Regions from separate parts of the Mus musculus genome. Here region 2 is linked to region 1. Evidence: chromatin loops called from intact Hi-C (ENCODE). Cell type or tissue: gastrocnemius. All regions are shown on one strand. Links, peaks and the distances in the headings refer to the core of each region. The heading gives the core; the rest is flanking DNA. Region 1 overlaps Mypn (myopalladin). Region 2 overlaps Herc4 (hect domain and RLD 4).

What was found. Peaks named below come from ENCODE experiments on the same cell type or tissue, not always from the same donor. Only the 100,000 strongest peaks of a DNase experiment are listed, where the experiment ranks them.
Region 2: it touches region 1 in a loop (2.3-fold over the local background); 5 of 42 quality-filtered maps call a loop at or near these places.

Annotation. Positions count from the first base shown.
Region 1 is chr10:63,154,919-63,157,834 of GRCm38, forward strand. The region is part of intron 6 of Mypn (myopalladin); the gene reads right to left. Among named protein-coding and RNA genes, the nearest start is that of Mypn, 48 kb to the right of the region's middle. In gastrocnemius, for the core only: a CTCF peak has its summit at 1,623 (motif pointing left); no DNase peak of the experiment used is centred there; H3K4me3 peaks cover 347 bases; H3K27ac peaks cover 2,296 bases.
Region 2 is chr10:63,286,216-63,289,131 of GRCm38, forward strand. It overlaps Herc4 (hect domain and RLD 4), which reads left to right. Exons shown (of 25, transcript NM_026101.4): 12 at 1,304-1,363; 13 at 1,683-1,794; 14 at 2,837-2,916. Among named protein-coding and RNA genes, the nearest start is that of Gm51767, 10 kb to the left of the region's middle. In gastrocnemius, for the core only: no CTCF peak of the experiment used is centred there; no DNase peak of the experiment used is centred there.

The DNA of each region.
Region 1 (2,916 bases), core at 100-2,599:
GTGGCCTTGTTAGGTAGCTGAGGATGACCTTGAACTCTTGATTCTCCCGCCTCCATCTCCTGAGGGCTGAGAATCAGAGGCGTGCACCACTAGGCCTGGTAAATCCAAGGTCTTCTACAAAGTCTCATAAAGAGATGTGTCTACTCACACATAGAGATTAGTTAGGTAAGCCATTAGGGCATGGTGTGGATGATGCTGCTTTAGTCAGGGCAGTAGACCCCAGGCATCCTCTGATGCTGTGATGCTGATGTGGATTATACAATGTGTCTCCCTAAACAGTCGATACAATGTATCTCCCTAAACATTCACATGTTAGAAGCTTCTTCCCTCAGGTGACAGTGTTAAGAGGTAGTGAGACCATCAAGAGGCGACTTGAGAGGTCGTTACTGGCTCCTTTTCTCTTCCTTTCTTTTTTTTTTTTTTCCAAACGAACTTTTATGTATGGTGTTCGCCTGTGTGTGTATGTCTGGAGAGCACAGATCTATGCCTGGTGCTCAGGGAGGCCAGAGGAGGGTGCTGGATCCTCCTCTAGAGCTGGAGCTATGGATGGTTGTGAGCCGTTGTGTGGGAGCTGGAGACAGGGCACAGGTCCTCTGGAAAAGCAGCAAGTGCTCTTAACCACCGAGCCATCTCTCCAGTCCCTTCTTTTTTTCTTTTAAAACCCTGTCTCTCTGCATGATTCTCTTCCTATTCTCCGCCACAAGATCATCACCAGAGCTAAGGCAATACCACTGTTAGACCCTTGAAATGCCAAACCTCTTAGGTACACAAACCTCTTTCCTGTATAAAGGACCCAGCCTTTGGTATTCCATTGTAGGAGCAAAACCCAAACAAATACACACAAGGAGCACAGACTTGGCTGCGTTCATTTCATTTCAGTCAAGCTAAATGAGACAGTCCCCAACTGAGGAAGCCCAAGTTAATCTTTATTGGAAATTATGGATCTGAAATAAAGTCACTATAGTCCAAAGTCCTCATTCCTCTGAGGTCAAAACAATGGTCAAAGTGCAAATCTTCGGTTTGTTTTTGTTTTTGTTTTTTTGTTTTTTGTCACCACAGAGTTTGAGTTCATTCATTACACACCCGACAGTCTGGAGAGTCTCTGTGACCAGGCAGCCCTGAGCCCTTTGTCCCTGCTCTTCCTGAAGATATTCCAAGAATGGAAGCATTTAATGCAGAAGAGATTTGGAAACATGCCTGCTTTGCCCTGCCTGATAGCAGCAGTGCTGTAAATGGGTGTTCCTGCTTAGTGGATCTTGCCTGGCAGGCTCAACGCAAAGATGCCTTCACAAACAGCTTTTCAGCCAGGCATAGTGACACCCTTTAACCCCAGCACTTGGGAGGCAGAGGCAGTTGTATCTCTGTGAGTTTGAGGCCAGCCTGGTCTATGTAGTGAATTCTAGGGCAACCAGAGCTATATAGTGAGACTCTGTTTTTAAAAGCAATCAAACAAACAAGCACCCAGCCAACAAAACAAAACAGTAACAGAAATAGCATCTCTCTTATTGGTTAAAATACATTATCAGTTAGGAGCACTTGTTCTTGCAGAGAACTAAAGCTTGATTCCCAGTATCCACATTGTGACTCACAATTGTCTCTAGCTCCAGTTCTAGGGAGTCTGCTGCCCTCTTCTGGCCTCCTTGGATGCAGGTATGGATGGAGTGCACATACATATATACAGATAAAATACAAAACACTCATCTGCATAAGATAAAATATTTTTACGTATAGCTCCAAGGTTCATGTTGTTATTTATCTTTTTAAATCCAGATGTTTCAGTCTCTTTAGGCATGAAGCACAGAAATGTGTGTAGTGCCTTAGGCTGTAGTTGGTCCAAAAAAAAGAGCTTAGTGATATAAACCAATGGGAGATGTCGAGAGGGCTCAGCAGGCAAAGGTGCTTGCCACTAAGCCTGAGGATATGAGTTTGATTCCAGGACCTACATGGTGGGAGGAGAAAACAGATTCTCATAAGTTGTCCTCTGACTGCCACACTTGTGCTATGACAGTTTGGTTGTCATGGGTGGCCCGGGCTAAGGATGCAGAAAAGTCTCTGGAACTGGTGGGCTGGGAAGAGGGATGGTGAAGCCTTGAGAAATCTGGATCTGGCCACTGGCCCAGTTATTTCAGGGTTTCCTGCCTCTGCTGTTATATAATGTAGGGCTCTTCAAATTCTCCCTTCCCCTGCCCCCTTTCGATCTTCAAGTTACTGCTGAAGCCGCCAGAGCTAGGGCTGAGGCAGCCTTGAAAGCCAGCCAGGGCAGCTGCTGTTGAGTGGGAGGTGACAGGAGCAAGATTCTAATTTGGTCACCTCCCTCCCTCCACACTCAAGACGTGTGAGTGCTGTTCTCTTCCTAAGTAGAGTGAAATGTTTTTGATGTTGCAAAGAGGAGGAGGAAGGGTGGTCTAGCTCCATACACAGAGTGTTTCAAAACACAGGAAGGGTGCTGAGATGGCTCAAAGGGAAAGGGTACTTGTTGCCGAGGCTGAAACCTCAATCCCATCCCTGAAACCTACAGGGTAGAGGGACAGTCCATGCCAAAGAAGTGAATACATGTGAAAAATAGAAACAAGGCATAGAGGGTGGGCTGAGGATGTAACTCTGTTGGTAGAGAGGTTGCCTAGCAGGTACAAAGGCCTGGGTTGAATTCCCAGCAGCTGCATAAAAGCAGGTGTGCTCACGGATACATTGTAACCCTGGTACTCAGCAGGTGGAAGCAAGACCAGGAGTTCAAAGTCGTCCACTGCTACTTAGAGAGTTTGAGGTCAGCCTGAGGCTTTGCCTACACCGACAACAAAGCAGGGGCTAGGGATGTAGCTCAGTGGCAGAGCACTTACCCAGCATTCACAAGCACATGGTCATCTCACAACAAGCCAACCAATGGCACCGGCACTCTGTATGAATAAGCATATAGGC
Region 2 (2,916 bases), core at 105-2,604, 130 kb after region 1:
TTGATGGTTTATATATAAAAATGTTAAGTACTTAGAGTTTCCATGTTTTTAAGATCTTAAAGCTCTAGTCCTTTCAGACAGGAAAAAACCCTAGCTGATGACATGGCACAATGTGGAGCAGCCGTTTTCAGATTCTGTTTAAACTGTGTTCCTTTGTTGCTTTAATGCTCCTTTTTTCAAAAATTAATATTTATGTATTTTGCATATATGTATGTACTGCACATAGGCTGTTGTACACATGTGGCAGTCAGAAGACAACTTTTGAAAATTCATTCTCTTCCACTTACATAAAGATTATTTGAAGATGGAGCTTGGTTTAGTGGTGCATGCCTTTAATCCCAGCACTGAGTCAGAACCAGGTGGTTCTCTATGAGTTCAGGGACAACACCGTCTACAGAACAAAGTCTAGGCCAGGCAAGGCTACATAGTGAGACTTTGATAGATAGGTGGATGGATGGAAGGGAGGAAGGAAGGAATCTAGTTCTTCATTTCCTTGAATTGTCCTTTTGTGGTGGAGGGTGGTGGGTGTGTGCACAGATGTCTGCAGATGTGCATTTACTTCTGTGTGCATGTGGAAACGGTGGGTCTATGCTGACTGTTCCTCCCATCCCTGAGCATTGTAGGTTTTGAGAGATGATCTTGGGCCTTCCACCCACCCTCCCCCATCCACCACCACCAAAGTTACAAGTACGTCCCACACCCAGCGTTTCATGTGGGTCCTGGGGAATCCAAGGTCATTTCTTCATGTTCCTTCCTGCACCAGGCACTTTATCAACTGAGCCAACTTGGCTGCTGAAGATGAATGCATTTAAGCTTAAGTCAAATAGTTAATACCTTTATCTAGTATTGTATAATCAGTCTTTATATTTAATTTTTATTGTATACTATATTTATTTAATATATTTAATTTAATTATTATTATGTTTATTTAATTTTAAAGATCAAGTTCTTTACTAAACCTGGAGATTGCTGGACTACAAGGGTCTTGGGGATCTTCTTGTCTCTGCTTCCCTAGTTCTGGTCTTATAAGCTCACACTGCCACTCATCGGTCGTAGGGGGTTGGGCTTGAGTCCCGCTTACAGAGCAAGCAGTCACTAAGTCATCGCTGGCCCCATTAAAAAAAAAAATAACAGTCATAACTCTGTAGCATAGGTTGGCCTTAAGCTGTAGATTCTCCTGCCTCAGCTTCTCAAATGATCAGATTCTGCTTATATGCCACCATATCCAGGCCTAAATTGTCATTTAAATCTTTATTAAAAACAAAAGGCAAGTAGTAATATATATCATTTATTTTATTTTTAGTGAGATAGATGGAACATTTTCTTCATCTGGCTGCCTAAATGGAAGTTTTCTGGCTATTAGGTAAGTGGCAGTTCCTTGATTGACTGAACCTTTCAAACTTGAGTGATGTATTAAAGAACTAATTACTACATACTTGTAACAGTCGGCAAGTTTGTACATATGTATAGTGTACTTTGATGAGACAACCCCTCATTGCTCTCTCGTACCTCCTCCCCACTCAGCCTCTCTTACTTTCATGCCCTCTGTGTCTGTGTGGTGCCTACTGAGTTTATTAAGTTACTTGTCTGAGCAGGCATGGGGTTATAATACTGGAGCCTGGGGACTGCTGAGTGGCTACAGCTCTGCAGAAAATGACTCTCCCTCTCTTTTCCATTTTTAGCAATGACGATCACTATAGAACAGGTACCAGATTTTCAGGGGTTGATATGAACGCTGCTAGACTCTTATTCCACAAACTTATACAACCTGATCATCCTCAGATATCTCAGCAGGTTTGTTTTTAAGTGCTTGTATATTTACTATTTAGCTGCTGGATTTTTACATAGTATTTTATGTTTGCAGCCTAATTAATTAACGTTGTGTTTTATGGATTTATATTATACTTCATAATAAAAAATTTAATGGGGCTGGCGAGATGACTCAGTGGGTAAGAGCACTCACTGACTTGCTCTTCCGAAGGTCATGAGTTCAAATCCCAGCAACCACATGGTGGCTCACAACCACCTATAATGAGATCTGATGTCCTCTGCTAGTGCATCTGAAGTCAGCTACATTGTACTTACATATAATAATAAATTTTTTAAAGGGGGGGGGGCTGGTGAGATGGCTCAGTGGGTAAGAGGCACTGACTGATCTTCCGAAGGTCCGGAGTTCAAATCCCAGCAACCACATGGTGGCTCACAACCATCTGTAACAAGATCTGACGCCCTCTTCTGGAGTGTCTGAAGACAGCTACAGTGTACTTACATATAATAAATAAATCTTAAAAAAAAAGATTTAATGCCAGGTGCAGTAGCACACGCCTTTGATGCCAGCACTCAGGAGGCAGAGGCAAAAGCAGATCTCTGTGAGTTCGAGGCCAGCCTGGTCTACAGAGTGAGCTCCAAGACAGCCAGGGGTACACAAAGAAACCCTGTCTCAAAACCAACAAAACAAAACAAAAGTAAAAGTTTTATTTTAAAGCTAAACTACAAGTTTAGATATTAAAGAGGCATAAATCTTTTCAGATGTTTGTAGCAGACTCTAAATACTTTACTGATTTGGGTCTGTTAATAGCTTTATTTAGCCATTGTGATAGTTTAAATGATTATTAAATAAAGTTGTTTGAAATTTCTTCGCAATGCTTAGGCAACTGTTTTTATTGCGTTCCAACATACATCACTGAAAGATGTCCATTTTATGTTTCACTCATTTCATGTTTGTCATAGTTCTTGATTTCCTTTTTTCTCTCTTATGTGTGCATATGTGTGTGTGCATCTCTGTGAAGTGCATTCATTTTAAATGAAGTAGGTTTTGCTTTTTGTCAAAATATAGGTGGCAGCTAGTTTGGAAAAGAATCTAATCCCTAAACTGACTAGTTCCCTACCTGATGTTGAAGCTCTGAGGTTTTATCT